Linked DNA regions of Mus musculus: region 2 is linked to region 1. The links are chromatin contacts, found by Hi-C or POLR2A ChIA-PET in ENCODE. All regions are on one chromosome and are shown on one strand. The core of a region is the stretch at or near the end of the contact, and the rest is flanking DNA. Distances in the headings are between cores, read along the strand shown. Region 1 overlaps Septin9 (septin 9). Region 2 overlaps Septin9 (septin 9).

Region 1 (6,841 bases), core at 1,705-4,204:
CTGGCAAATGGGGCAGGGGGGAACAGGTAAGGCTAGGTCTGCAGCAGCCGTTGGTAGGACTGCCGTGATCCTGATAAGGCATGCAGACCAGATCGGATCAGAGTGCTCGGGTAGAAATATGGGTAGGTCCAGGTCACCAGACAGTGTGCTGTGTGGCCCAACAGACTCCATAGTAGAACCAGGACGGTGTAACTACAGAACAGGCATTGCCCAGATCTGAACAGTACGGGATTGCCAAATGGGGCAACTTAGTTACCTCTCCACCATCTTCCCCTCACCCCAGGCAGACAGTGCCTACCCACAGCACAAGCCTGCCCCCTGGCCTCAGAATCCTTAATACATGAAGGCTTGAGCCAGGGACGGGAGCCAACCCTGTGGCAGAAATACACTTGACTCATGAGTCTTGCAGGCACACTAGGAGGGTGAGGTAGGCACCTCCTATAGCTACAGCAAACGCACTCCGAGAACGGTTGGATGGCAGGTGTGGAGAGCGGGTTTGCTTTGGTTTTTGTTGTTTTGTTTTTGAGGTAGGGTGCCTCTGCCTCTGTGTAGTCCAGGCTAACCTCAAACTCACGATTCTCGTGCCTCAGTTTCCCAAGTACAGGGATCGCAGGCACGCACAACCAACGTTTGCCTCCTCTGTGGCTTCCAGAACAACCTCACCCTCCACCCTCAGAGTGGGGGCAGTAGGCCCACCCTGGCCCTCTCTCCTCTTCCTTCCCCCATCCTCTGGGACCAGGTCAACCCCTGAAGCATTTCCCATGGTTATCACCCCTGTTCATGGTTTAGGGGCTGCCGCTTCTGCCAGGATGCCCTCTCTGACTGCTTCTTCAGGCGTTCACAGCATCTCCACCATATTCCCCTAGTAGTCCAAGGGCATTCACACAGCATGAATGATGACAAGCCATTAGTCCCCGCACCCACAGCCAGGGCCAGAGAGAGGGCTCAGGGGGTGAAGCTGCTCGCAGCCAAGTCTGACAATTAGCAGGAGGGTCTGAGCCCCATTAGCTACCTCAGCCTTCTGCAGGTGCGCTATGGCACGCACGCTAAATAAAGTGTAAAAATAAAGTTCAAAAGGACTGGGCTGCCAGGTCCTCAACACTGCTTGCGGACAGCCTCCCAGGGCAGGGACTCCAGCTGTGTTGGCTGAAGAGAGGAAGGGCCCTCTGAGGCCACGGCCCTGAAGCTGGCAGCAGAGTGAAGCAGCCAGGAAAAGGAAGGATCCATCTCTCTCCAGCAAGGAGCAGGCACCACAAACACCCAGCTGTGAAGACAAGCCTTTGTGGACCAGGAGACACGCCAGGCACAGAGCGCAGGGCTGGCCGCTCAGCAGATGTGAGACCACTACCCGCTGCCAGGGGGCGCCCTTCACACAAATCACCTGGAGAGGCTAGCTCTCCTGGGGTGGCCAGACTGCAGGGGGCATCGTGGGATGAGGTCAGTCACCCATGGGAGGGGCTGGAGAACAGACTCAGGATCTATCTGGCAAATAACTTTAGGCCTCACAGAAGTGCAGGCCGGAAGCTTCTTCCTGCCACTGGGACACTCCTCAGCCTGTGCTGGGATGGACTGGAAGATGCAGGAGATGCCCGTGTAGATAGGGAGGGCTGGGCCTGAGCGGTGGCACATACAAGTCTCTCTCAAGCTGGCTGGTGACTGGGTACAGTGATGCTGAGCCACGAAAGCCGTGAGTGGGTCACGGTGACAGGCCTGGAGTCCAGACTGCATCACACAGACTTCCGGAGCTGCTGGCTTGTTTCCCACGCAGCTGGTTTTCCTGGGAGGCCGGTCCTGTAGACTCAGTCCCTGGCCAGCATGACCTCCCACAGCTGGGCCCTTCCTCCTGTGCTTGGTCACATGGTGCAGGCCAGAGGGGCTCCAGGGGAGGAAAGGCCACCAGGAAGAGTTTGCTGAGGGACTGGGCTGGGGGGCCGGGGAAGAGCTCGCTTTGGCCCAGGCATGGACAGGCAGAGACGGACGTTCATGGGTGGCTATTCAGTATCACTGGTCACCCAGCCCTTTCTGACAGTGGGAATCTAGGCTGGCTCCTATCCTGACGGACAATTCCCACTTCCTCCTGGGCACTGAGCCGACCCTAACATCAGCCCTCCCTCAGCACCAGGGCTCCAGAAGGACCCAGATTTCCGCTGGCCCGAGCTTTAGCAAACCAGTGCCTGGAACAGCTCCGAAAAGCACTTTGTTTGACTTGTTTATTTAGAAACAAGAGTCTCACGTAGCCCAGGCTGACCTCAAACTCACTCTGGAGTCAAGCATCAGCCTGAGTTTCTGTCCTCCTGCTTACACTTCCCCAATGCTCAGACTACGGGCGGGCGGGGACCACCGCACTCAGTTTATACAGCGCTGGGGTCTGAGCCCAAGGGTCTTTTGCATGGGAGCAAGCATTCTACCAACCAAACCACACTCAGCCAGAAAACTCGCTGGTACAAAGTGGTTTCCAGCAACACCTCTCACCAGACTCTTCCCAGAGGCTTAGGAGGGAGGAAGACGCCAGCAACCCATTTTATAGACACATCAACTGAGTCATACAGAGACTTCCCAAAGCTAAGTGCTACAGAGTCAGCAGAAAACACAGCAGGCAGAGGATAGCTCTGATCCTGTATCAGGGTCGAAGACAGCCCTGGGAATATGGGGCGGGGCACAGAAGAAGGTTCTAAACAAAGCAGGAGGCACAGAGGAGTGAAGATCACCAGTGCAGTAATTGGCCTCACAGCACAGCAGCATCTGCGTGTCCAATTGGCGAATCCAAGTAAGGCCAACGGTCCCCTGTATCTCTGCCTCCTGCCAGCTCTCCCGAGGGACCACAGAAGTGAGGCTCTCACTTTATGGAGTATCCAGAGACCCCTCCTGTTGGGCCAAGGAGGCTAAGCAGAGGCCACCACCCCCTCATGCACTACGGAAACCACAGGTCTCTTCCTTCACCTGCCAGCTGAGGCTCGGAGGCAAACACTCTAAGCTGTGTGGCCTGGAGCCAGTGGTTCCCTCTCTCTGCGCCTCCTCTTCAACACTAACCCAGCACTTGGAACATGTAAGAACGAACACAGCAAGGATCCAGAATTAATGAACTATTAATGCGGCCGGGAGTTAAGAGGACAGCCTCCAGAGCTGTCCCTAAAATGGAAACAAATCTCTCGACTCCAAGCAGGGCAGAATGGAGCCAAGGGCAGCCTCCCGGGCCAGCTTCTCCTGGGCTGAGCCGGGCTCGGGCCCTCAGCCACCCTCCTGATGATGTCATGCTGGCACCTGCTTCTACAACACATGTTTGGACTTTCCAGCTTGTTTGCCCCTCCCCACCGACCTTCCCCCACTCTTTCTTACTCATTCTTTCCCTTCATTGCTGTTCAAAAAAAAATCTCAGAGGCCAAATGTGTCAGCTGGCTCCCTGGAAGAGTGTCTGTAGCCAGGATGAAGGGCTATGAGTGGCAGGAGAGTCTTGAGATGCAGAGACTGGGAGAACCTTGAGATGGGTTACCGGAAACAGCCAGGGTCCACCTGGATGCTCACACAGCCTCCCCGACACCGGTCCTCTATTTAGGGGCTATAATTCCTCTGTGTGCGTGAGTGAAGGCCAGAGAGTAATCTGACAGTCTGATGTGTCATTCCTCAGAGCACCATCAGGTAGTTTGTTTTTAAAGACAAAGATTGGCGTGGGGTTCACCACGTAGGCTGGGCTGGCCAGCCATTGAATCCCAAGGACCTGCTTGTGTCTGCCTCCCCGCCACCAGCATGCTTGACTTTCTACTTGGGTTCGAGGCATGATTCTTAGGTCCTCATGCTTGCTATTGAGGAATCCCACCATGTGTTCACCAGCCTAGCACAGAGGCTGCGTGCTGGTGCAAGACCGTCCTCCCGAGTGGTCCCCAGATGGGAGGCAGGAGAGGGACGAGTGGCCTGTTCCTGCTAACAGCTTGTTGGACATGTAGAATAACCTTTATTCTGGTTTTCCACCTGGCACTGGGCCAGAGGATAAGGGGAGGCTGGGAGGTAAGCAGGGCCAGGAGACAGGAGACCTCAGGGCACTTTCTCTGCAGACAGAGGCATCCCTGGAAACTGTTGGACAAGAGCTTTCCCCAGGAGACTGCATGCCAGCACAGAATCCAAAGCCACACAGAGGAAGCCAGGAGGGCAGATGACATCCTTATACTGTGGGCTGCAGGCAGGTGGCTGAAGTTCTCTGAGCCTTGACTCCCTGATCTGGAAGATGACTGGGGTCAGAGGTCAGTGCCCCTTTCCCAGGTCCAGCTTCATGGGCCTCACCATCCTACCCATCAGTGCCAGGCCCTATGTCAGGACAGACATTTTCTAAACTCTCCAGGCCTCTTTCTCTCACCGCAGCTTGGCCCACCTCAACCCCTCCACCCACAGCTCTGAGGGTTGCTCAGGGCCAGAACCTAGAAATGAAAAGACAAGGCCAGGAGTTCCCCTCCCAGTCCCCTGGGCCACATCGGCTGGCTGACCTCCCAGGAAGCAGGACACAGGCTACTGTCCTGGCTGCCCTGTCTGGCTCCAGGACAGGCAGGGGATGGCTAGGTTCAGTCTGCTTCTGCATCTAGGCTCCTGGGGTGGCCACAGTGAGCCCTGGGCTGAGTCGCAGGTGGCCCAGGATTGCTGGGTGCTGTTTAAGCCAATGCACACCCATCTTAGAGCTCACTCCCAGGAAGACTAAAAGAAAAGCCCAGGGGCTTCATAGGATGCTAGACCTGAGCAGCTGGGCTGTGAAAAGGAAGAGGCCAGTCCCTGTAGACCAGACACCCTGCATCCTGCACCCAGGCGTGGTTTCAGGCGATCCCGTGGAGGAGGCCAGGGTATACGATCTCTTCCACACTGCGATCCTCCACCCCCTCCCCGCCCCTCCCCGGTCTCAACACTCAGCTCATTCCAACCAGAAAGTAGCCTATCCCGTCTCTGTAAGCATGATGAACCCTGAGTAAGCTGGCGAGAGCCTTCCAAAGTCTACCCTGAACAGGGGGACCCTGTGTGCTGGCATGTGCCCATCCCCCACCCCACACATGTGGCAAAGCAATCCAACAGAGCACACATAGGACAGTGCAGGGTCGCTCTGCTCACCAGGCAGCCAGGATGCCATCCCACCCAGCCTAGCAGCTCCGGCTTCATTCCCATAGCCACAACCCATACAGCTGCTCAGACCTCGGCCTACTCGGACCCTGGGACAGCAAGGGTAAAATGTCCCATCTGCTCACTGGCCCACACTGCCTCCCATGCATCTCCCTAGGCCAGCTCAGCAGCCAGGCTCTCCCAGCAGTCACTGGGCACGCGCTGGAAGCCCTCTGGGGCTCAACTGACAGATCTGGAAAACAGTCCACGGGACAGGAGGAGGGGCTCACAGAGTTAGGACATTAATTACCAACGTTTTCCACCCACCTGAGATAAGGGCTTGGGGACCTGGGAAGATCTGGAAAGCCACTCAATTCCTAACGTCTGAGGGACAGGGAAGCCCCTGGGACAGACGGTGTTCCACGAACAAGAGAAAGGGGAAGCAGGCTAGGTCTCTCAGGCAGGCAGGCAGAAAGGGATGACTCTGACAGACGTGTATGTATGTCCTAGGAGACACTCCTCCAACAGCACACTGGGCTGAGAGCCTCCAGAATTCCAGGGCAGGTATTCACCCACCAGTAGAACCCAGGGCACCCAAGGCTCAAAGGCACAGGGCTGGGAGCTGCCCCGAGGTCTCTACTGAGAATGTGATGAACCAAGGCCGGCGGAGCAGAAAAATCTCAAGAGTACATTTAATGAGCCAGGCCTTGATCAGGGCGAGGCAAACTTCCTGCTCCCCAGGGACCTCAGGGTGGGTGTTCAACTTCCCGCACGGTGGCCTGGGCCATGTCCTCCCCACCCCCTTCCCTGAACAGAAGGTCCCTTAACAGGCTGGGTTGGTTGCCCTAGCCAATCAAACAGGGTTGTGGATTTCAAGGTGACCCTGACCCCATAGCCAGACCCTCCCTGGAGACAGTCTGGGTTCTTCAGTGCTATAGAACGAGGAAGGGCCCTGGCCCTCCTCCAAGGTTGCAGGGTCTCTGGGGAGGAGGACTCCCCACCATGGTAACCATGTGGTCTACCACACCAGTGCACATGGCCTGGGGGAAGATCCAGAGATGGGATTAAAGGACCGCTTTCCCCAACCAAGGCTGTGGCTCCTCCTCCATCTCCTCCCCAGCCTCGCCCTATACCGGAAAACTACTGTACCCCACAGGCAGGTTTGCCTCCCACAATTATACCCTCAAACTGAGGTTACCTGGGGCCGTGAGGAGCCCTGGGGGCTGGGTTTCCTGAAATCAGGGTGGTCGGTGATACAGTGGATTGTGTGGGGCCTTGCTCTGCTGCATCTCAACCCTCTGTAACCGGAGCCAGCTGTGACAAGGACCTGTTCCCCACCCCACCCCCAGTCACCAGATAAGCATTAGTCAGCGGAACTGCAGGGAGCCAGCCTGGAGAGGCCTGAAGACTGAGAGAACGGAGCCAGGAGCAGGGGCCAGCCTCAGCCATCATTTCCAGTATGGAAATACAGACACTTCCTCCTCTCAGGGCTGGAGGAAAGCCAGCAGGGGTCAGTCTGCTGCGGGTGGAAGCCTGTCACCCCTCAAGCTGGGTCCCTTCAGTGTGGGCCTGAAGACACAGCGGAGGAAGCTGGCGGGTATGGCTCAGTCGCTGAGGTGTTTGCCACGCCACTCACGTATGCAGTCATGGGAGAAAGGAGGACGGAGAGCCAGGGAGATCCCTGAGGTTGCTGGCCAAGCAACCTAGCCATGGTCAGTGAGAATACCCTGTCTGGAAACGTAAAGGAAGATGCTGACAAGGGTGCCCA
Region 2 (6,841 bases), core at 1,093-3,592, 43 kb before region 1:
CATTGACTTGATACTCATGGTCGCTGCCCACCACAGCAAATGGGATCATCTCCTGAAAGAGGGACGGAAGAGTTAGTCACAGTGATCGGCAGGGCCAGTGCCACCCTCGAACACCCTGTGTCTTGGGCCTGGAAAACTGCAGGCCTTGCCTTCAGAGGACCCAGAGTGGACAGACTGCCTCCCGTCTATCTGTCCACCGCCCCTGACCTCCCAGAGGCAGATTGACCCACTGACCCGGAACTTTTCGTTCACCAGCCGGTCTTCTGCGTCCTCATCAAACTCCTTCTGCGGGTACACGTCAATGCCGTTGGACAGCAGGTCTGCAGTGATCTGGGAGATACAGGGTGAATCAGGCTATCAGCCACTCAGGTGCCTGAGCCATGATCCCCTAACAAAGGCAGGCTCTGAGTGGGCCCACCCTGAGGATGTCTAATTTATTTAAAGATTCATTTTACATTTACTTTATATATACAAGTGTGTCACCTGCATGTGTACCACATGTATGCTAAGTGCCCATGGAGGCCAGAAGAGGGCACACTGAGTTCTCTTGGAGCTGGTTGTGAGCTGCCACGTGGGTGCTGCGAATTGAACCTGAGTGCTCTTAACCCCTGAGCCGTCTTTCCAGCCCCACTGCCACCACGTTTTGGAAACAAAGTCTGTAGCTCAGGCTAGCCCCAAACTGGCTACATAAACAAGAATGACCTCAAACTTGTGAACCTCCTGCCTCTACCTCCTAATCCTGGGAGGCGACAGTTATCATGCTCAGTTCCATGTGGTGCTGAGATCAAACCCTGAGCCCTCTCGATGGTAGGAGAGCACTCTACCGCCTGAGTTCCACCCCCGCCGAGGATCACCAGCTCTGAAGCCTTAGGCATCAAGAAGCACTCGCCTGTCCCGAGGGGCCCTGCAGCCATTGTCCTGAGTCTCCCTGCGCTTTCTGTGCAGCTCCCCCCTCCACTCCCCCCTAGAAAACAACTCAGGCTTGCTGCGCCCTCTTTCCGAAAACCCTCTCAGGATGAGCATGGTAGCCCAGGGTGTACCTGCCTGCTGAAACTCTCCCCAGCTTGACGACTTACTGACAGCCCACGTGGCTGTCAATATAGGGTGGCCCAGGGAATAGCTGACTGTCTTATCTGTTCAAGCAGATCCAGGCTCTCAAAACACCGGGGAGCATCCTGGTCTCTTCTCCAGCAGATGCATCCCTGACTACCCTCCCCTATGCATGCTGGGAAAATCCCCAACACACAGCTAGGGAAGGAAGCCCTGGTAGCCTCTGCAATTGGATTTGAGGCCTCTCTTACAACCCCAGGCTGGAGCTCTCAAGAGGCTCCAAAGTCACCTCACACAGAAGAGGCCCAGGGCTTACCCTACTGCAGACGCCTGCAGGTACAGCCCTATCACCCAGACAGCAGTGGCCCTGACCATGGCAGAGAAGGAGGAAGCCACTGAGGTGGACTGTCCCACTTAATAAAACTCAGGAATGCTGGGTCCAATGGCCCTGACACATTTGCATCTGCTTGATCTACTCCCTTCTGAACCCCACTGAGACGGCTGGATATGGGGAGCCCCACATCCACAAAGGCCAGGGGCTCCCCCAAGGCTGAACACATGCTGTGAAGAGCTGAATAGGCGCCTTTCCTATCATATATCCCAGGGCTGGACAGGCCCCTGTCAAGCCTGTCACTTGTCTGGGCAGTCCTGGAGGGGAAGGGGCTGGGTAGAGGCCATGAGTCCTACCCGCTGTTTGAAGTAGACCCTCTCCTCCAGGGTCAGCGTGTCAGCCTTGGCGATGACTGGGACAATGTTCACCACTTTGCTTAGGCGCTTCATGAATTCAATGTCCAGGGGCCTGAGCCTGAAACAGAACAGTGCAAAAGACTTTGTTTAGGGGTCCCAGTGGGGGCCATGTTGATGGAGGGGTAAGGTTGGGCCTTAGTAGGGTGAGCACTCTCCCCTCATGGAGCTGAGGGTGGGGAGCTGGTGTAAAGCTGGCTTTAAGCTCCCTCATCCACAAGATCTTCAGAGTCCAACTGGCCCTGGACACCGTCCACCCAGAGAGTGACTCGGCTCACAACACTGTCATGCCGTGGGGTTTTCAATGCCAGGGAAAAGGAGACACGAGGGACGGTATCCAGAAGCTCCAGGCCCTGGGACAGGCTGGCTGTTCCCAGGTCAGCCTGGCTGCAGAGACCCAGGGTCTGATCCAGGGATGGGGCAGAGGCTGGCAGACCCCAAGCCTGGGCACCATTTTCTCATTGGAATGGCATCTTCCCCATAGCAGTATCTTCAGGCCCAGACAGCCTGCAGGAAGTGAAGCTTCAGTCAGAAGCCAAGCAATGATGGCCAGAAGCCACTACTGTCCCCTGGGACTGAGCGGCTGGAGGAAGGGCCCTAGTCCAGAGGGTCACCACTGGGGAAGTGTCTGCCTCTGGCTCTCCCTGCTGAAGCCATGTCAGCCATGTCTCCTCTGTCAGCCTTGGCCTTGCCCGAGGCTGTGCTCGGAGCAGCTACAGAACCCCAAACAAGCCAGCCCCAGCTGAGGCCAATGGCATGCCGGGTTAGCCTGCACCCTGAATGCTCCCTTCTGCCCGCGTCCTCTCTAAGCCCGCCCTCCCAGGCCCCTATAACAGGCTAATTCCCAGAACTGGCTCTTGTGGACCCCACTGGAGACAGCCACTACTGGCAAGCTCAGACAACGATATTTGGGTTTTTCCAACCAGACCCCAGTGAGACTTTTGCCCTCTAGACAGGGTGCAAGATGAAAAGTCCCTTCAAAGCCCACGCTCTTACACCCAGGGATGAGCCAGGAACAGCCGGGAGTGTGCACACTCTAGCAGCACCAAATCTGTGACTCCTCAACTCTTCTAAACGAGCCACCTCCGGCTCCTGCTGCTCTGAGCCCAGGACTAGACATGCACCCTACACGGAGTCAGGACAAGCGACCAGGATATCCAGCAAGGAGAGGAACAACACGGATGTACTGGGAACAGATGAGACTCACAGGAAGCCAAGAACCCTGATCACTGAGACCACTGACAGTCTAGCTGCCCCGGGAGATTCCAAAGGGAGATTCTGAAAGGCACCTGGAATTCCGAAGCCTCCCAGGCCCTAAAAGCATCTTTGTCAAGGACGGGAAATGGGGGCAGGCACATGTACAGCCCGAGAGTCTCATTCCATCTGCAGAGACTGACTACCGGATTCTAGAACACCCCAGAGTCTGCCCTGTCCTCAGCTCTGTGCACAAAGGGAAGAAGGCAGAGTGGGCGTGGAACCGCCCAGTCTAGAGGTCATGGAGAACTTCTGTAGGCACAGACGCCCCATGACAGTTGCTGACACAGCTCTGACTCAGTGCCCCTGTCCCTGTGCCCAGACAGAATCCTGCTTGTATGGGAACTGGGGATTCCCACCATCAAGACAAAGGGCCCAGCATGGGACATACGAGTGGCCGGTGGCTGGGATGAAGTAGAGGCAGCAGTGGACACGGGTGTCGGGAATGCGCTTCTTCCGGTTGATGTTGACTTCCTCCTGCAGGTACTTCTCATATTGGTCATTGATGAACTTCATAATGGGCTGCCAGCTGCATGGAGAGCCGGGTTAGCCTGCACCCTGAATGCTCCCTCCTGCCCGCGTCCTCTCTAAGCCCGCCCTCCCAGGCCCCTATAACAGGCTAATTCCCAGAACTGGCTTGACACCAGCCTCTGATTTCATACAGGAATGCTGGTGGTTGCAAAGACAAACCAGCCTTATTTCAGATTTTCTGCCATACTCCCCATGCTGATCTTTGCCCTGGGGTGGGAAACCCACCCCAGATGGGAGCCGGGTGACCCCATTTTGATCTAGAATGTTAGACCCCAAATGCACGGCTTTAGAGTTTGAAATAATCTTATGGCAGGGGGGTCTGGCCTCCAGTGGTATCATGGAGCCCCAAGACCAGTGGGGCTTTTACTGATAGAGGAAGGTTCTCTCAGTGACCTACCAGTTCTCATTGTTGATGTGGTCTCCGAAGCCCGGCGTGTCAATCACTGTCAGCTTCATTCGAACCCCCTTCTCTTCAATATCTGCACAAACCATAGCACCCCAAGTCAGGCGGGTCACCCCAAGCCTTCAGGTTGCCTGGCCAGCCTGGTACGTCCCAGAAAGGGCTGTGATAACAGCTGAGGCCATGCCAAGGAGCAAGTGACCTCTTCTGGGTGGTGCCAGCCATGACTCTTAGTATAAAGAAACCTCAGATGTCTGTGGGAGCTCAGCCTGGTGGGCCCATGGGAATCCAGCCCACTATTACTCAGTCCCAATTTTCCCACGGGGTCACGTGACCTCTCTAGTGCTATGCTCTGACCCCACACCCTGGGAAGACGCAGTCCCTACACCCAGCCTCCGTGGTGCTGACCGTGGGTGATCGACTTGATTTCGATCGTCTTGGGGATGCGTTCCTCCGAGGTGGGCTGCACCGACTTCCGGCTGATTTTGGACTTGAAGAGGGTATTGATTAAAGTGGACTTCCCGAGGCCGCTCTGCCCTGGGGAGAGAAGGGAAGGCCGGTTGGAAGGCTCTCCAAGAACACAGTTCATGGCTACATCACACTATGACCAGGACATCCTTGGATAGCCCTGCCTGAGGCTTCACCTCCTCAGTGGAAGTCCAGGGTTGGGTTTAAACCCCAATGTGGGGATTTGGGGCCTGGTTTAACTCAGCAGAGCTCCTTCCTGGTCCTAGGAAGGCCACCCAAAGCAAGAAGGGACACCAAGACTCCAGAGGTGTGGGCCTAGGTAGCTGCAACAGCCCCTAAGAGATGTGTAGGCTGTGTGAAGATCTGGGCAGAACAGACATCCTGACAATTCACCAGACAGAGGCCCTGCAGTCGGAAGCCTATCTGACTCTATTGGTTTAGGACCTCAGCCTATGGCACACATTTGCCCAGACACTACCCTGGAGAGCTGATAGGCCAGATATGGTGGCACTCTTAATCCCAGAACTCGGGAGGCAAAGGGAGGCAAGATCTCAGCTGGGGCTGAGGCTAGCCCCCCGAATGGCCTGTAACACTCACCAACCACCATGATGTTAAACTCGAAGCCCTGTTTCATAGCCTTCCTGCGCATCTGCTCCAGGATGGAGTCGATCCCCACATAGCCGAACTCCATGGGGGCCTTTTCGTTCCGTGACGCGGGGGCCTGCTTGAGCATGGCATCTCTAGGGTTGTCAGCCATGTCGCCAACACAGCTGGGAGTCACCTCGGAGTCTGGGGAGGGAGAAACAGAGACGTGAGAATGGGATCTGCAGCCAGCATGGCACTCAGATGGGAAACCAAGGCTGCAGGGGTCGGTGACTTGCCCATGAAACTCCTGCATAGCATCTCAGAACTGAAATCCCCTACAGTAGCATTCAACTGGTCCACACCACTCAGCCATCTGCCTCAGGTCTCTGCCAGCTCTGCCAACCAGGGCTCCCCTGGTTCCAGGTGGGCAGCAAGGACTTTGTTCCATATTCTGTTGGCCCCAAGTCCTGAGGGTTGAAGGCACACGCCCTTCGCCTCTGCTCAGAGCTTACAGTAACTGTAGCTAGCACTCAGGGCCCTTCACGGTCCAACAGGTGACCACAGGCAGTTCCCAGGGGAGGGGTGATCTGATTTCTACCTGCCTCTTCCAGACCTGACTCATCCTCACTGGGGGTGTCTCTTCTCCCAGGTGGCCCACCCATACAGTCCCCAGGCAGGATAGGCAGGAAACAGGCTACGGCCGACAGCAAGTGCCCTCACCCTCACGCAAAGGCCAGATTTGGTTTGTAGGTCTGTGGACAGGCTAGGGGTTAAACTTGAAGACTTCAGCTTCCTTCAGTAGGTCAGGGTTAGAGCCTCCTGTGGCTGAGTGCATGCATGGTCAGAGCCCAAGCCTGGGGGATGATTCAGATGGAGACCGTAGGTGCTCACACCCTGCAGGGGTGTGCAAGGCTGGTTCCACCCGGTCTGGTTGAACAAAATGCTTACAGTATACCTAACTGTTATTCTGAGATAGCCTGCCAGTGCGGCTCTGAAACCCAGGCCGCTGTGGGGTGGTCGAGGTAGAGCTGATGCATTGCTGATAAGCCCTAGAGAGGCACCTCTTTCAGCCTCTATGGAAAATGTCAGCAGTCTCAACTTATGACCCCACAGCCCAGCCCCCCAAACACAGCCAGGACAGAGGGGTCACCAGTTGCTTCCCAGTTTCCTTTCCTTATGTCTGTTCCCACGCACGCTAACCTCAAAGAGGCTCAATGAATACTTGTGCCTTCTCCTCCCTCAGAGAGGAAGGGAACCGACCAAAGGTGCTGGGGGGGGGGGGCACCATTCCAAGTGAGCAGGGGCCAGGAAGCAGCAAAATGATGGGTCTGTAGCATAGGGGCTTTTTCAGGCTTTGGTTAAACTGTCTCTCCACGTCCGGGGAAACCACTAAACTCAAGCTGACTCGTCCCAGACGTCCTCAGCTCGCTCAACCCTGACCATCTCTGGCCTGGCAGCTTTTCTCTCCGTTTTACTAGCATGTCCAGCGGGAGCAAAGCCGGACACACTTCCTCTCAGCATCTTCTCAAGGCTTGAGTGGCAGAAAGGACAGGAGAAATGGCTTGCAAAGCTAGCTTCAGGAAGGAGATGTGGGGACCACCCCCACAGGCATCTAGTTTACTGGTCAGTAACTTCCTGTTCCTCGGCCTCCACAGGGTGCAGGCAACTCTACTTCTGGCATGTGGCGGGAGAGGGGTGGTGGGAGAGGGGAGGCAATTGAACAAGAGAATGCTTGTAAACACAGCAGGAGCTGCCACGGGGTCCAGACGCCCCCAAACAATGACACAGACAGTCCTAAGGGACAGTGCC

Evidence for each region. Hi-C counts contacts between places; a loop is a spot of excess contacts on that map. ChIA-PET counts read pairs that join two places held with the same protein, here RNA polymerase II (POLR2A).
Region 2: a loop to region 1 is called in a map of gastrocnemius, with 4 times the contacts of the local background. The contact joins two enhancer-like sites. A Hi-C loop is called at or near these places in 33 of 37 maps with a recorded cell type or tissue (CH12.LX, CH12F3, ES-E14 and 13 more). POLR2A ChIA-PET finds 5 or more read pairs at or near these places in 4 of 5 experiments (Patski and embryonic stem cell).

The regions. Positions count from the first base shown.
Region 1 is chr11:117,307,702-117,314,542 of GRCm38, reverse strand. The region is part of intron 2 of Septin9 (septin 9); the gene reads right to left. Among named protein-coding and RNA genes, the nearest start is that of Gm34065, 16 kb to the left of the region's middle. Within about 2 kb of position 2,954, at least 3 of the 3 ENCODE cell types and tissues checked have a DNase peak (open chromatin) inside an H3K27ac peak, as active enhancers do; they include gastrocnemius, where a contact is called at or near this core.
Region 2 is chr11:117,349,824-117,356,664 of GRCm38, reverse strand. It overlaps Septin9 (septin 9), which reads right to left. Exons shown (of 11, transcript NM_001113487.1): 3 at 5,045-5,236; 4 at 4,388-4,516; 5 at 3,977-4,058; 6 at 3,440-3,577; 7 at 1,738-1,855; 8 at 235-330; 9 at 1-52. Among named protein-coding and RNA genes, the nearest start is that of Gm51932, 18 kb to the right of the region's middle. Within about 2 kb of position 2,342, at least 1 of the 3 ENCODE cell types and tissues checked has a DNase peak (open chromatin) inside an H3K27ac peak, as active enhancers do; it is gastrocnemius, where a contact is called at or near this core.